Linked DNA regions of Homo sapiens: region 2 is linked to region 1. A link is a loop called in an ENCODE intact Hi-C map of the cell type or tissue named here. Cell type or tissue: PC-9. All regions are shown on one strand. Links, peaks and the distances in the headings refer to the core of each region. The heading gives the core; the rest is flanking DNA. Region 1 overlaps ANKRD11 (ankyrin repeat domain containing 11). Region 2 overlaps ANKRD11 (ankyrin repeat domain containing 11).

Region 1 (6,580 bases), core at 2,782-5,281:
TGCCCACTGTCTGCAGGGTGCCCACTGTCTGCAAGGTGCCCAGTGTCTGCAAGGGTGCATGTGACAAAGTCATCCCTGCTTCAGTGAGAGAATAGATGGCCCAACTCTCCATGCCTGTAATCCCAGCACTTTGGGAGGCCAAGGTGGGCGGATCACCTGAGGTCAGGAGTTGGAGACCAGCCTGACCAATATGGTGAAACCCTGTCTCTACTAAAAATACAAAAATGAGCCAGGCGTGGTGGTGGGCGCCTGTAGTCCCAGCTACCTGGGAGGCTGAGACAGGACAATTGCTTGAACCTGGGAAGTGGAGGTTGCAGTGAGCTGAGATTGTGCCAGTGCACTCCAGCTTGGGTGACAGAGTGAGACTTTGTCTCCAAAAAAAAAAAAAAAAAGAAAAAGTTATTGTATTTTAGGAAAATATTAGATAAATGCTGGTACATGTAATAAATACATGATGTTGGGCCAGGCGCGGTGGCTCACGCCTGTAATCCCAGCACTTTGGGAGGCCGAGGGCCTGCGTGTCCGGATGCAGTGTTCTTAGGGCCAAAGGTGGCTGTGTAGGAGGAGTGAGAACAGGTGGAATGTGGACACTTAGGGTACGAGGCCAAGAGTGGAGCATTGTTGTAGGATTGTGGACCACAGCAGGGAGTGTGAGTGCACGGATGGGGATCACGAGGACCCTCTGATTCGTAGGATTGTGGACGACAGCCGGGATGTGGGTGCATGGATGGGATCATGAGGACCCTCTGATTTGGGTGTTAGCTGTGTGGTTGCTACACTCTAGATCGTGCTATGTGATGTTTCTTTGGCACCTCAGGCCCCCTTGTTGAGGTTCAGTGATATCTGATGGAGAGGAAAGGGTGTTGGGGTGTTTGTGATAAGTCGCTGGATAGGGAAGAGAGGGAGGCATCTAGGGACCACTGTCTTTAGGAGTTTAATGAGGGCAAGGAATGGGGTAGTAGGAGACAGGGCAGCAATAGTGATTAAACTTTTGGTACTAATGGGTTGCAAATATGCATTGGGGGTGAGGAGGCCACTGGTGTTGGACGTGGAGCTTTGTAGTTGGAACGATGGACGTGCCCTTTGTGTGGGGGTCATGCAGTCACGTGCTCGGTGGCTTTCATGCAGTGTCTTCGTAGGGTGGGGAGGGATGGCAGGCATTCAGTTGGTGGCAGGTTGTGTTGGGTCCTTTCCAAGCTTTGCTTCATTCAGGCTTTAAGCAGGACCTGGCCCGTGAGGCACTTGGTGCAGAGTGAGAACACCTCGGCTGTCCCTGGAACTGCAGGGACAGAGGGTGTGTGGCAGGGTGACAAGCGGAGAAGCAGCTGTGGGGGCTGGCGAGAGCCTCTGTGCCCCAGAGTGGAGGAGGAGAGAAGCGGATGCTCGAGGTTTGAGTGGGAGGCTGTGTGTGAGAAGGGCCCCTTGGTGCTCACTGGACAGGAAGCTGCTTGCTGGGCATGGCTGTGGCTGGTGGCACTGTCATTGTGTGTCCAGGGTCCTGCCACAAGGATCTCAGGGCTTCACTTCACAGCCCTTGATGGCCTGGCAGCCAGAATTGAGTCTGTGGGTTTTTTTTGGTTTTTGTTTTTGTTTGAGACGGGGGCTCGCTCTGTCACCCAGGCTGGAGTGCAGTGGCATGATCACAGCTCACTGCCACCTCTGCCTGTTGAGCTTAAGTGACCTTTCCTTCTTAGCCTCCCTGTCAGCTGGGAGTACAGATGCTTGCCACCACACCCGGATAAGTTTTGTGTTTTTTGTAGAGATGGGGTTTTGCTATGTTGACCAGGCTGGTCTCGAACTCCAGGGCTCAAGCGATCTGCCTGTCTGGGCCTCCCAAAGTGCTGGGATTAGGGGCGTGAGCCACTGCGCCCGTCCACCTCAGTGTTAAACTGTTTAGATGCAGCTGTCACAGAAGCTTTAGGAGAACCTCATCTGTTTTCATATTAGAAGCTGTTTTCTTGTTCTCGACACTCTGTATCCCAATAGCTCATTCATGGAAAACACACCCAATTAGGGACTGATCAAGGATTTTCTACCCACTGCCTTCATGAAATGCAATTGGAAGTCCTTTTTAAACAGTTTTTTTTTTTTAAAGATGGTGGTTCTAAGTGTGGATCCATCTGAAGAACAAAACAAAGCTTCATATTCTCTTAGGCAGGAACATATACTAGGCTGGTTTTTTTTTTTTTTTTTTTAACAAAAAATTTTTTTTTTTGTTTTTGTTTTTGAGACGGAGTTTCGCTCTTGTTGCCCAGGCCAGAGTGCAATGGCACGATCTCCGCTCACCACAATGTCTGCCTCTTGGGTTCAAGTGATTCTCCTGCCTCAGCCTCCTGAGTAGCTGGGATTACAGGCATGCACCACCTGGCTAATTTTGTATTTTTAGTAGAGACGGGGTTTCTCCATGTGGGTCAGGCTGGTCTCGAACTCCTGACCTCAGGTGATCTGCCTGCCTCAGCCTCCCAAAGTGCTGGGACTATAGGCGTGAGCCACAGTGCCCGGGCTCAAAATCGTTTTTTTAAAAAAATACAGTTATTTCCTGATTTTATTGAAGAGGATGTTGAGATATCAGAGTAAGAATTCAGGTGTCAGGCAGGACATTGTCCCTGTGCTTGTGGTTATTGCTGTCTTTGTTTCCTGCTTCAGAGTAGCCTGAGCATTTGGAGGACGGATCATCCTCAGCCTCTGTGGCTCCTTGGGGCTGGGGCACTGGTCCTAGGTATGTTTGCAGGTTGGGGTGGAGGATGATAGTGACGTCCATGAGAGGTGTGATGTTGCTTCAGGGGTAGCATCTTACGCCCCAAGGAGATGACCTCTTAGTTTACCTGAACCTCAGAGAGGCTGAATTTGCTCAGCCAGTGGTTCGAAACGGCTGAGCAGTGGTTGAACTAGGGTTGGACCTATATATATTAGTTAAAGAAAACAGCTTGCTCCCCTTCCCTTACTAATACATTGGTTAATGCCATGTCCAAACAGCCTGTTTTACTTTTGTAAACAAGCCACATGGATAAGGGCTTAGCTTTATGGGAAGAAATCAGCCGTTAACATTTGCCTCCTCTGAGGTGGGCCTGCCGTGGAGAGATGGGGACTTCAGTTGGTGAGTGCCTGGGCACCCTCACCCAAGGGGCCAGCACACCTGGATGCTGAGCCTCCAGGTGGGTGGTGCAAGGGCAGGTGCTGAACGGGTCTGTGTGGTAGGTTTGCAAGGGTGGCAGTGTGCCACTGTCTGGGTGGGAGCCTGCCTGCTCCTGTGGTGATGTCCTCTGAGGTCTCTGCCTCTCTCTTTAGGTGGTGGTTCCCTGAGCTTAAGCCCCTCATGCATTTCTCACACTGTAGGGTTACTTGGTTGTTACATCATAGTTGATCTTTATTTGGTAGAATTTCTCTTTTTTTTACATTTTATTTATTTATTTATAACAGAGACGGGATCTGGCTGTGTTATCCAGCCTGGTCTTGAGCTCATGGGCTCATGCCATCCTCCTTCCTGTTTTCCAAAGTGCTGGGATTACAAGCGTGAGCCACTATGCCTGGAGTAGAATTTCTAAAAGCAGTCTTGTATGCTGCTAGACCCTGAAGGGGCTCATGATAGCTTTTCTTTTCCTTGCTTTTGGAGAAGAAACAGTGGGCAAAGTTTGATGATTGGATTTCAGGTGATATCGAAGTCCAGGGCTGGACTAGCTCCAGGGTAACGCTGATGGCAAACCCTACACAACCCCCCTCCCTCCACTCCACCCCCCCGACCGCCCCGTTGCAAAAGTAGGCCGTTAGTGCTTTCTGGAGCCCAAAGAAAATGTTTAGTACGCACCTGCTCTTCCCAGCAAGTCTGTCATGTGCAAGGAGTTGCAGTGAGTGGCAGCCTGTTCAGAGTTGTGGTTCAGGGAGGAAGCATTGCTAGAGTGGGCTTTGGGCAGGAGCATTTATCTCATGGAGACAGTTTTCTGCTGACTGCATTTCCACCTGGAAGGGCATACAGAGTGTTGTTTCTTCTGCTTGTGATTTTAAAACTTGCATATCAGTATCTACCTGTTTTGAGTCTTACTAGTATTTTATGCAGGAACACAAAAAAAATACTTAACTACCTTTTTTGTAAAATACCGAAGTGAGTTGTTATTTATTTCAGATTTGAACTTTTCATTAACCTTTGTCCCAGCCTTGGTGAGTTACAGGGTACTATGGAAACTGTATTCTTGGTCTGCGGAGTTTCTGCCTCCCTGTTCAGCCTGACAGGCCGCTTTGTCTCTGCACACCTCTCCTTCGGTGTTGACGCCGGCCCGGCACGGCAGCTGTAGTTGGCACAGGCTTTGTTGGCACTTTCCTCCAAGACAAGCCCCTGCCCTCCCAGCAGGCTTGCTCTGCACTCACGGGCCTTGTTCCACCTTCCTGTGCAGATCTGTTTCTTAATGCATCTTGGTCATGGGTCATCACTGTTCACCCCTATTCAATTCATCCAGCTTGTGTATCTTTACATGTAATAAAGGGGTGTTCCCGCTCTTAAGAATTGCATTTCTCTTGCTTGCAAAAACTGGTTGAAAAGGCTTAACAGGTCTGGTAGCCTTCTGGGTGCGGAGGGTATTGCCTAAAGAATTTTCCATGCGTGGCAGGCAGCTAGTAGGTATGTGTCTGGCACCCTTCCATGTGGGTGGTGCTAATACTAGTGGTGCAGGGTGGTGCTTGCTGTGGGAATGGGAGCACCCTGTGTATCTCTTGTCTCTTACTGACTGGAAGGCATCTGATGCCTTGCAGAGCAGGTCCCAATCTGTGTGTGTTTTTTTTAAAGTATGGAATGCTTCACAAATTTGCATGTCATCATTGCACAGGGGCTATGGTAATCGTCTCTGTTGTTCGAATTTTTAGTACATGTGCTGGCCAAAGCAAGCATGCCATGCTTGCCTTGACTGTGAACAAGTTCGATTTGAAATACTTCACATTTGAGGCCGGGTGAGGTGGCTCACACCTGTAATCCCAGCACTTTGGAGGCCAGGGCGGGCAGATCACTTGAGGTCAGGGTGAAACCCTGTCTCTACTGAAAATATAAAAATTAGCTGGGCGTGGTGATGCATGCCTGTAATCCGAGCTACACGGGGGCTGAGGCAGGAGAATTGCTTGGGCCTGGGAGGCAGAGGTCGCAGTGAGCCAAGATTGCACCATTGCACTCCAGTCTGGATGACAGAGCGAGATTCTGTTTCAAAAAAATAAGAAGAAAAAAATGAAATACTTCACATTTGAAAAACTTCCTGGCTAGAGGAAAAATCCTTGCTTATGTCTAATGAAAGAGGCAGAGGCTGGGTGCTGTGGTGAGGTGTTGAGTGACAGTGTCAGGGCCCGTGGGAGGTGGTGGCCGGCTTGTGCTGTAAGGGGCAGGAGCGCCGGAGGCTCACCAGGCCGTGATGGGGTTGGAGTGAGAATAGGGCACACACCTTCCTGCCACCGGGGAGCAGGGTAAACAGCAGAACCTTGCTGTGCGTGTCTGGGTTCCAGCAACATTCCTGGTGGGTGGTGGGGAGGAAAGGACTAACCGTGTCAGCACCTGGCCTTTGTGGGACACAGGCCTCCTCCCTGGAGCTTCAGCTTTATCTGGAAATGAGTCTTTGATGCGTAAAACCGTTCCTGAATGATACTGTCCAGCTGGTGGAAACAGGTTTGTTTTGACCTAAAATCTAGGGGTATTGAGAGAGAGAGAAACAGAGACAAACAGCGTGTGGGGGAAGCTGTGCATAAAGGGGCGTTTGTGGGATTGTCTTTTACTCAGGATCCAGCTTGAGCCAAAATGGAGGAAGAGTCTTGGTCTCTACAAAACAGGTGGTTTTCTGAGACAGATTCAAAAGCATTTTCTAGAGAAGCTCTACTGCATCCCTCCATCACATTCAAAACATTGTTTCTAATTATGTTTTGAGAGTGTAGAGTTAGATTGTAGAATACTGAAATTAAATCCTTAGTGAGGAAAGCGTAGACATGACCTGGCATGTTCTCCAAAGCACTGGCACCAGTGGGCGTGCGTTGTCAGCTGGGGTGTCCTCCCTCTGCTGAGCCTCCTCCCCCTGCGGCCTTCGCCTTGGCCCTCGGTGCACTGCATCGGTGTGCCAACTGCTCACTGTGCACAGACCTTTTTCATACTGATGAATTCATGTTTATTACTTTTTAAAAAGTTTATTTCTTGGATCTTAGTCACAGCTAACCCTGATTTTGCTTTCAGTACAAGGATTTTTAATTTCTAGACCGGATTTGAGTTGTTTGAACGGAGGTCTGGTGGCTTTGGGAAAGGTCTTTGCATGGATGATGGGGGAAGGTGCCTTTTTGGTGAGTGCCATAGTCGGCTGCCACCTTGCCATCCAGAGAGATTCCTGCTTGTGGACACTGTTCAGTTATGCAGGGTATGTTTAATTTTTTAAGAGTCAGGTTTGCGTTTTTTTTTTTTTTTTTTTTTTTTTTGTAGGCGGAGTCTCGCTCTGTTGCCCAGGCTGGAGTGCAGTGGCACGATCTTGGCTCACTGCATAGTCCGCCTCCTGGGTTCATGCCATTCTCCTGCCTCAGCCTCCCGAGTAGCTGGGACTGCAGGTGCCCACCACCACACCCAGCTAAT
Region 2 (6,580 bases), core at 2,823-5,322, 110 kb after region 1:
GGGGGTTGACTCCCAGTCAGCAGGGATTGTGAAGGCCATTGATGAGGGCTAGGCCAGGCATCAGACATTGTCCTGAGCCCGCAGCTTGGGAACAGTGTTTTTTCTTTCTTTCTCTCTCTCTCTGTTTTTTTTTTTTTTTTTTTTTTTTTTTTTAAAACACAGGGTTTCATCATGTTACCCAGGCTGGTCTTGAACTGGGCTTAAGTGATCCACCCACCTCAGCCTTCCAAAGTGCTTGTTTTACAGGCTTGAGCCACTGCACCTGGCCTTATTTCTGTATTTTATAGATTGAGAAACTTAGATATATCTGACCACAGATTGAGGGCTCTTAACCAGTTAGGCCAGCATTTGAATTGTCCTGACTGCTTCCAGTGGTGAGAAAGTAGTTTATCTCTCTGTTCACAACACACGCCCACATACTGGGAACATACTCACAGAATAATACCGTCCCTTTCTGTGATGGTGTGCAGTGCCCCCTAATGTTTCCTGTTCTGTATTATTTCACTTTCACAAAATGGCTTTATTCATAATTGCCAAAACTTGGAAGCAGCCAAGATGTCCTGCAGAGGGTGAATGGATCAGTCAACCAAGGTCCATCCAGACGACAGACTATTACAAGGCCCTAAAAACAGACGAGCTGCCAGGCCTGAGTGAAAGCAGCCCGTCTCCAAGGACTACACACTGTAGGGTTCCGACTCTGACATCCAGGAAAGGGCAAAACTGTGCAGACAGCACAAAGATCAGTGACGCCAGGGGCTGGGGAGAGGGAGGGACGGAGGGTTGTGCAGCAGGAACACGGGGGACCTGGGGCAGTGAAACTACTCTGTATGATACCACAACGGTGGGTCCACATCAGGATACGTTCGTCCAACCATAGACTGCACAGCACCCGGTGGACCCTGAGGTCGTGCGGCCTGTGGGTGATGATGCTGTGTCCAGGGGGGTCTCAGCTGTAACAAACGGCCACTCTCGTGGGGATGCTGAGCCCGGGGGTGCAGGGGAACCCTCTGTACTTCATGCTCAATTTTGCTGTGAACCTAAAGCTGCTTTAAAAAATAAAATATGTTTTATTTTCAGTGTCTGTTTAACATGCTAAAATGATTCTGGAATTGACCTTAGGCATGACCCAAAAGTTGTGATGCATCTTTGACTGGAGTTCCCAGAGCATTGTTGAGCTTGGCCACTGAGTCTGTGACCTCACACCAGGGGGCAGGCGTTTTTCTGCATGCCCCACAGGGGCCCTTCTTCCCTGGGGGTTCCCTGTCACTCTGGGGGACCACGTGTGAAATTCCCCGGGTGCACAGGATGGGAAAATGGCTGAGAAGCGTGGAGCAGCCCCGCTGTTCTGTTGCAGCTCGTTTCTTGAGTTTGTAACTACGTTCTCAACTGTGGACCCTTGCGTTAAAAAACAAAGCAGCCCTAAGGAGTAATAAAACATTTGAGCATAAAGGAAAGAAATGGACGTTTCTAAGGGAATTGCTTGCTTTCTCAGTTGTACCAGGATAACCTCCTTGGAGGTGTGGAGGTGTGAAACTAGGGAGGTCAGGGCAGCGGGGCACTTTCCTCAGAGAGGGCAGTGCAGACCAGGCCCTGCCGGAGGAGAGCCCTGCCTGGTCTCAGCGCCTCTCTCGTTGTGTTTGTCGTTTGCTTTTTTCTAAAGCCATTACAGTGATGATAACTTGGATTTAGATAGTGCTTTTTCATTTAATCCCCACAAAATCCTTTAGGAGAATGGGTTCTTGTCCTCATTTTATAGAGGAAGTTGGTGAGAATCAGTGAGCAGACGAGGCTGTTTTCTTGCATTTGTCTTGGCCTGCAGGTGTCATTTCTCCCCAGAGCTGCGGGTACAGGTGCTGCCGTTGTGGAGGGACGTGTGGAGCTGTAAGGCATCTCTGTCCTCGGGGACTTGGGGGGCTCAGTGTTTCTTTCTGAAAAGGTACAGCCCACCAGAGGTGCTTGGGCCATCCCAGGACTTCACGGAGCTGAAGAGCGTTCACCAGGTGTTTCTCATGAGTTGGGTTTTTAGTTTTTTGTCTGTTTCAGTGTTTATAGTCTGCTTGTAAAATGATCCTTTATTGTGAGGATTCTTTAATACGTAAGGAAGTCATTTCTGTGACACATTCTGCAGCTTCTGGAATTGTGTCTTTTAAGATTATTATCTTTTTTTTTTAATATGGAGATGGAATCTTGCCATGTTGCCCAGTCTGGTCTCAAACTCCTGGGATCGAATGATCCCTTCCACCTCAGCCTCCCAAAGTTCTGGGATTAGAGGCATCAGCCACTGCATGCTACTGAGTTTTTAAATTTTTTTTGAATGTTTTGTGTGCCCTTCTTAAGAGAGAGTGTGGTGAACACAGTGGTGATGACGGTTCCCAGCATGTGGGGCCCACGTGCAGGAGCCACCCCAGCCCGTTAACCCGGAACCAAACCCGAGTCCACACCATTGCATCCGCCGAAAACATTCAAAACCATCACCGTATCTTAGACTAAATGAAAATAAAAATAGCACACAGGCTAGGTGTGGTGGTTCATGCCTGTAGCCCCAATATTTTGGGAGGCTGAGGCAGGAGGATCCCTTGAACCCAGGAGTTCGAGGCTGTAGGGAGCTGTGATTATTTAATTACACTGCAGCCTGGGCGACAGAGGAGACCCTGTACCTAAATACATATCTATAAATCTCTATCTCCTGAATCGCTGGGTGCCTTGAACTTTCTCAGTGTCACCACACACCCAGCGGTATCAAAAGGCTCTTTCCTAAATGTGCCATTTTCTTCAGCAGTTCTTTGTTTGAACTGGTTTCCAAACAGGGTCTACACACTAAGATTCTTTGATGTCTTTTAAGTCTTTAATCTGTAAATTCTCCCTTTGTTCTTTTCTCTGGGATTTTTGCCTGTTTGTCAGAGATCGGGGTCTTCTGTCCCATAGAGTTGTTCTGTCCATGAGATATATGATGTGAACTGTGCATCTAATTTTAAATTTTCTATTAGCCTCATTATAGAGTAAAAAGAAACACATGAAGTTAATATTAAGAATGTATTTCATCAGGCCGGGCGCAGTGGCTCATGCCTGTAATCCTAGCACTTTGGGAATCCAAAGCAGGCAGATCACCTGAGGTCAGGAGTTCGAGACCAGCCTGGCCAACATGGCGAAACCCCATCTCTCCTCAAAATAGAAAAATTAGCCGGGCATGGTGGCAGGCACCTGTAGTCCCAGCTACTCAGGAGGCTGAGGCAGGAGAATTGCTTGAACCTGGGAGGCAGAGGTTGCAGTGAGCCGAGATGGCACCATTGCACTCCAGCCTGGGCGACAAAGTGAGACTCCGTCTCAAGAAAAAGGAAGGTGTTTTGCTTATAATATTTTTCAAAATTTTAATTTTTGTCCTCAGGGCATATGGCACTAACTAGAACTGTACAGTCAAATTACCAGGTTTTAATCAAAAGCCACTGGGGGAAGTTTAAAGAGTGTCCACAGAATCTTTGATCTGCCTCCCTTCAGAAGTGGAGCACCGTTCTCTGCAGAGTGTGGGCTAGAGGTTGGAACTCGCCGAGGAGGAACAGGATGAGGTGGAAGTGAAGCCGTGGGACTTCCGATACAAGAGATGCTGCAGCTTCCTCCGCCCCCGCCCCCCCCCCCCCCCCCCAGTCACTGTACTGGGGAAACCTACTGCCGTGTCACGAGGACCCTCACGCAGCCCCTTGCTTCCGATACTAGGTCACAGAGGTGCCGTGGCTCCCCCCCACACCACCCCATCAATGACTGCACTGTGGAAACCCGCTGCCACGTCACGGGGACCCTCACGTAGCCCCACGGACATGTCCACACATCCGCAGCCGTGTCTGTGCACCAAGGAATTTGGGCCTTCTGCCAGAGCCAGCAGCAGCCCTCCCGGTGTGCGAGCGGCCACCTGGGAAGCAGCCCCTCCCTCTCCACTGGCTCCCCTAGCACCTGACTCACATCCTGAGCCAGGTCTCCCGAGCCTTCCCACCCACCCAGAAGCTGCGTGCTGTCAGGAATGCTCCTGGTGTGGTGGTGGCTGCATGGTCATTGTTGACAAATGCTTTGTGTCCTGCCCCTGACCGGACACACAGCTAAGTGTATTGCTTCCTCTTCCTTTTTGAAGTTGTAGAGATTGCTTTTTGTATTTTTATATTGAATGCTTTAAATCCTTTAAATGTTTAATGTCATTCAAGTATATTTAAATCATTTTAAACATTATTAAAATGTTTATATTTAATGTGAATACATAAACAAAATTTTATGTTTTTACATTTTATTTTATTTTATTTTATTTTATTTTATTTTTGAGACAAGGTCTCACTCTTGTCTGTCGCCCAGGCTGGAGTGCAGTGGTGTGATCTCTGCTCACGGCAGCCTCTGCCTCCCAGTGCCTCAGCCTCCCAAGTAGCTGGGATTACAGGCACGCACCACCATGCCCGGCTAATTTTTTGTATTTTCAGTAGAGAGTTTCACCATGTTGGCCAGGCTGGTTTCGAACTCCTGACCTCAAGTGATCTGCCTGCCTGGGCCTCCCAGACTGCTGGGATTCACTGCACCCAGTCTCATTTTATATTTAATGTTTTAAATGATGTAAAATGCATGATTCCAAAGCCAAATACACAAAACAAGGTTTATGAAAGGAAGCTTACCTCCTACCTCATACTGTTTTTTTACTTTATTCCTTCTTTCTATGGGAATTAAAATTTTTTTCTGTTTCTAGTTAATTTTTTAACAGCTTTATTGAATTACAATTGACATAAAATTCACTCATTTTAAATTTACAGCTCAGTGGGTTTTGGGAAACGTATACCGTTGGGGAAACACCATCACCTAAAAGTATAGACTATTCATCACCCATGGGAGTCTCCTTACACCCCTTGTGTTTTTTCTCCCTTTTTTTTCCTTTTTTCTGTGAAATCATTATAGACTCACAGGAAGTTGCAAAAATAGCAGCATCCCTTGTGCCCTTCCCCACCTTCGCCCAGTGGCCGGGAACATGACATTGGAAGACAGGGTGACCGCCCTGCAGACTTGATTCAGATCCCCCGTCTTATCCTGGATACCTGGTCCTAGAGCCTCCTCGACAGCCACCGACAGACATGAGCCCTCCTCACGGAGTCCCCGCCTGTTTCCCCGAGGTTGGTGGTTTTGTCCTGGAGGAAGCCGTGGGAGTAGAGTCCACAGGGAGTGACCTAAGAGGTGGGCTTTGTGCACTCACTCAGCAGGGGCCTCCGCTGATTCGCCCGTGCTCCTGGGTGCGTCCACTCACTCACCAGGGGCCTCTGCAGATTCGCCCGTGCGCCTGGGTATGTCCACTCACTCAGCAGGGGCCTCCACTGATTTCGCCCGTGCTCCTGGGTATGTCCACTCACTCAGCAGGGGCCTCCACTGATTTCGCCCGTGCTCCTGGGTATGTCCACTCACTCAGCAGGGGCCTCCACTGATTTCGCCCGTGCTCCTGGGTATGTCCACTCACTCAGCAGGGGCCTCCGCTGATTCGCCCGTGCGCCTGGGTGTGTCCACTCACTCAGCAGGGGCCTCCGCTGATTTCGCCCGTGCTCCTGGGTATGTCCACTCACTCAGCAGGGGCCTCCACTGATTTCGCCCGTGCTCCTGGGTGTGTCCACTCACTCAGCAGGGGCCTCCGCTGATTTCGCCCGTGCTCCTGGGTGTGTCCACTCACTCAGCAGGGGCCTCTGCAGATTCACCCGTACGCCTGGGTGTGTCCACTCACTCAGCAGGGGCCTCTGCAGATTCACCCATACGCTTGGGTGTATCCATAGCCATCCCTTTTACTGCTGAGGGGATGCCGTGATGTGAATGAAACCCAGTTTCGAGGACACCGCTGGGACACCTGTTGAAGGGTTTTCCCCATTGTCTATTATCAGTGAAAGTTCTGTGAACATTCGCAAACAGGTCTTTGTGTTCACATGAGGTTCCATTTTCTCAGATAAATGTCCTGGGGTGCAGTTGTTGAGTGGGGCAGCAAGCGCACACTTAGGTTCGTAAGGCTGCCTTGCTGTTCTCCAGAGCAGCAACACCACTTTGCGTTCCCACAGCAAGCGAGAGAGTTCCAGCTTTTCTACATCCTCTCCAGCATCCTTGAGTATTTTGTATTTTAGCTGTTCCGATTGGTGTGCAGTAATATCTCATTGCGGCTTTAAGTTGTGTTTCCCTAACGGCTTAGGATGTCGAGTGCCTTCATGGCTTGTTCACCACGTGCACCTCTTCTGAATGTCTGTGTGTTTTCTCTTATTTTCTAATTAATGTTTGTTGTTTGATACTTCTTTCTTCTACATACAAGCCTGCTATCTGACTTGTGATTTGCAGATATTTTTCCCTGTCTGCAGTTTGTCTTTTCACTCTTTAAACTAGGTCTTTCAAAGAGCAAAAGTTTTTAATTTTGTCGAGGTCGTTTATCAGTTTTTTCTTTTATGGATTGTGCTTTTGTTGCCATGTCTGACAACTCTTGGCCCTAGGTCCTAAAGATTTTCTCCTGTTTTTTCCTAAAATGTGTATAGGTTTTTCTAGTTTTGTTCCATATGAACCTAAGCATTTATTTTTATTTGGAGCACCTATAAAT

The links. A loop is a pair of places that touch in the nucleus more often than their neighbours do. Peaks named below come from ENCODE experiments on the same cell type or tissue, not always from the same donor. Only the 100,000 strongest peaks of a DNase experiment are listed, where the experiment ranks them.
Region 2: it touches region 1 in a loop (4-fold over the local background); 2 of 110 quality-filtered maps call a loop at or near these places.

Annotation. Positions count from the first base shown.
Region 1 is chr16:89,441,617-89,448,196 of GRCh38, reverse strand. All of the region lies in intron 1 of ANKRD11 (ankyrin repeat domain containing 11), which reads left to right. The region is part of intron 1 of LOC101927817 (a long non-coding RNA gene); the gene reads right to left. It also overlaps the pseudogene RNU6-430P. Among named protein-coding and RNA genes, the nearest start is that of ANKRD11, 46 kb to the left of the region's middle. In PC-9, for the core only: CTCF peaks have their summits at 4,117 and 4,318; a DNase peak (open chromatin) is centred at 4,616; H3K4me3 peaks cover 1,748 bases; H3K27ac peaks cover 2,500 bases.
Region 2 is chr16:89,327,718-89,334,297 of GRCh38, reverse strand. The region is part of intron 2 of ANKRD11 (ankyrin repeat domain containing 11); the gene reads left to right. All of the region lies in intron 1 of LOC128462377, which reads left to right. Among named protein-coding and RNA genes, the nearest start is that of ZNF778, 110 kb to the right of the region's middle. RefSeq lists an enhancer at 3,366-3,889. In PC-9, for the core only: no CTCF peak of the experiment used is centred there; a DNase peak (open chromatin) is centred at 3,977; H3K4me3 peaks cover 372 bases; H3K27ac peaks cover 2,250 bases.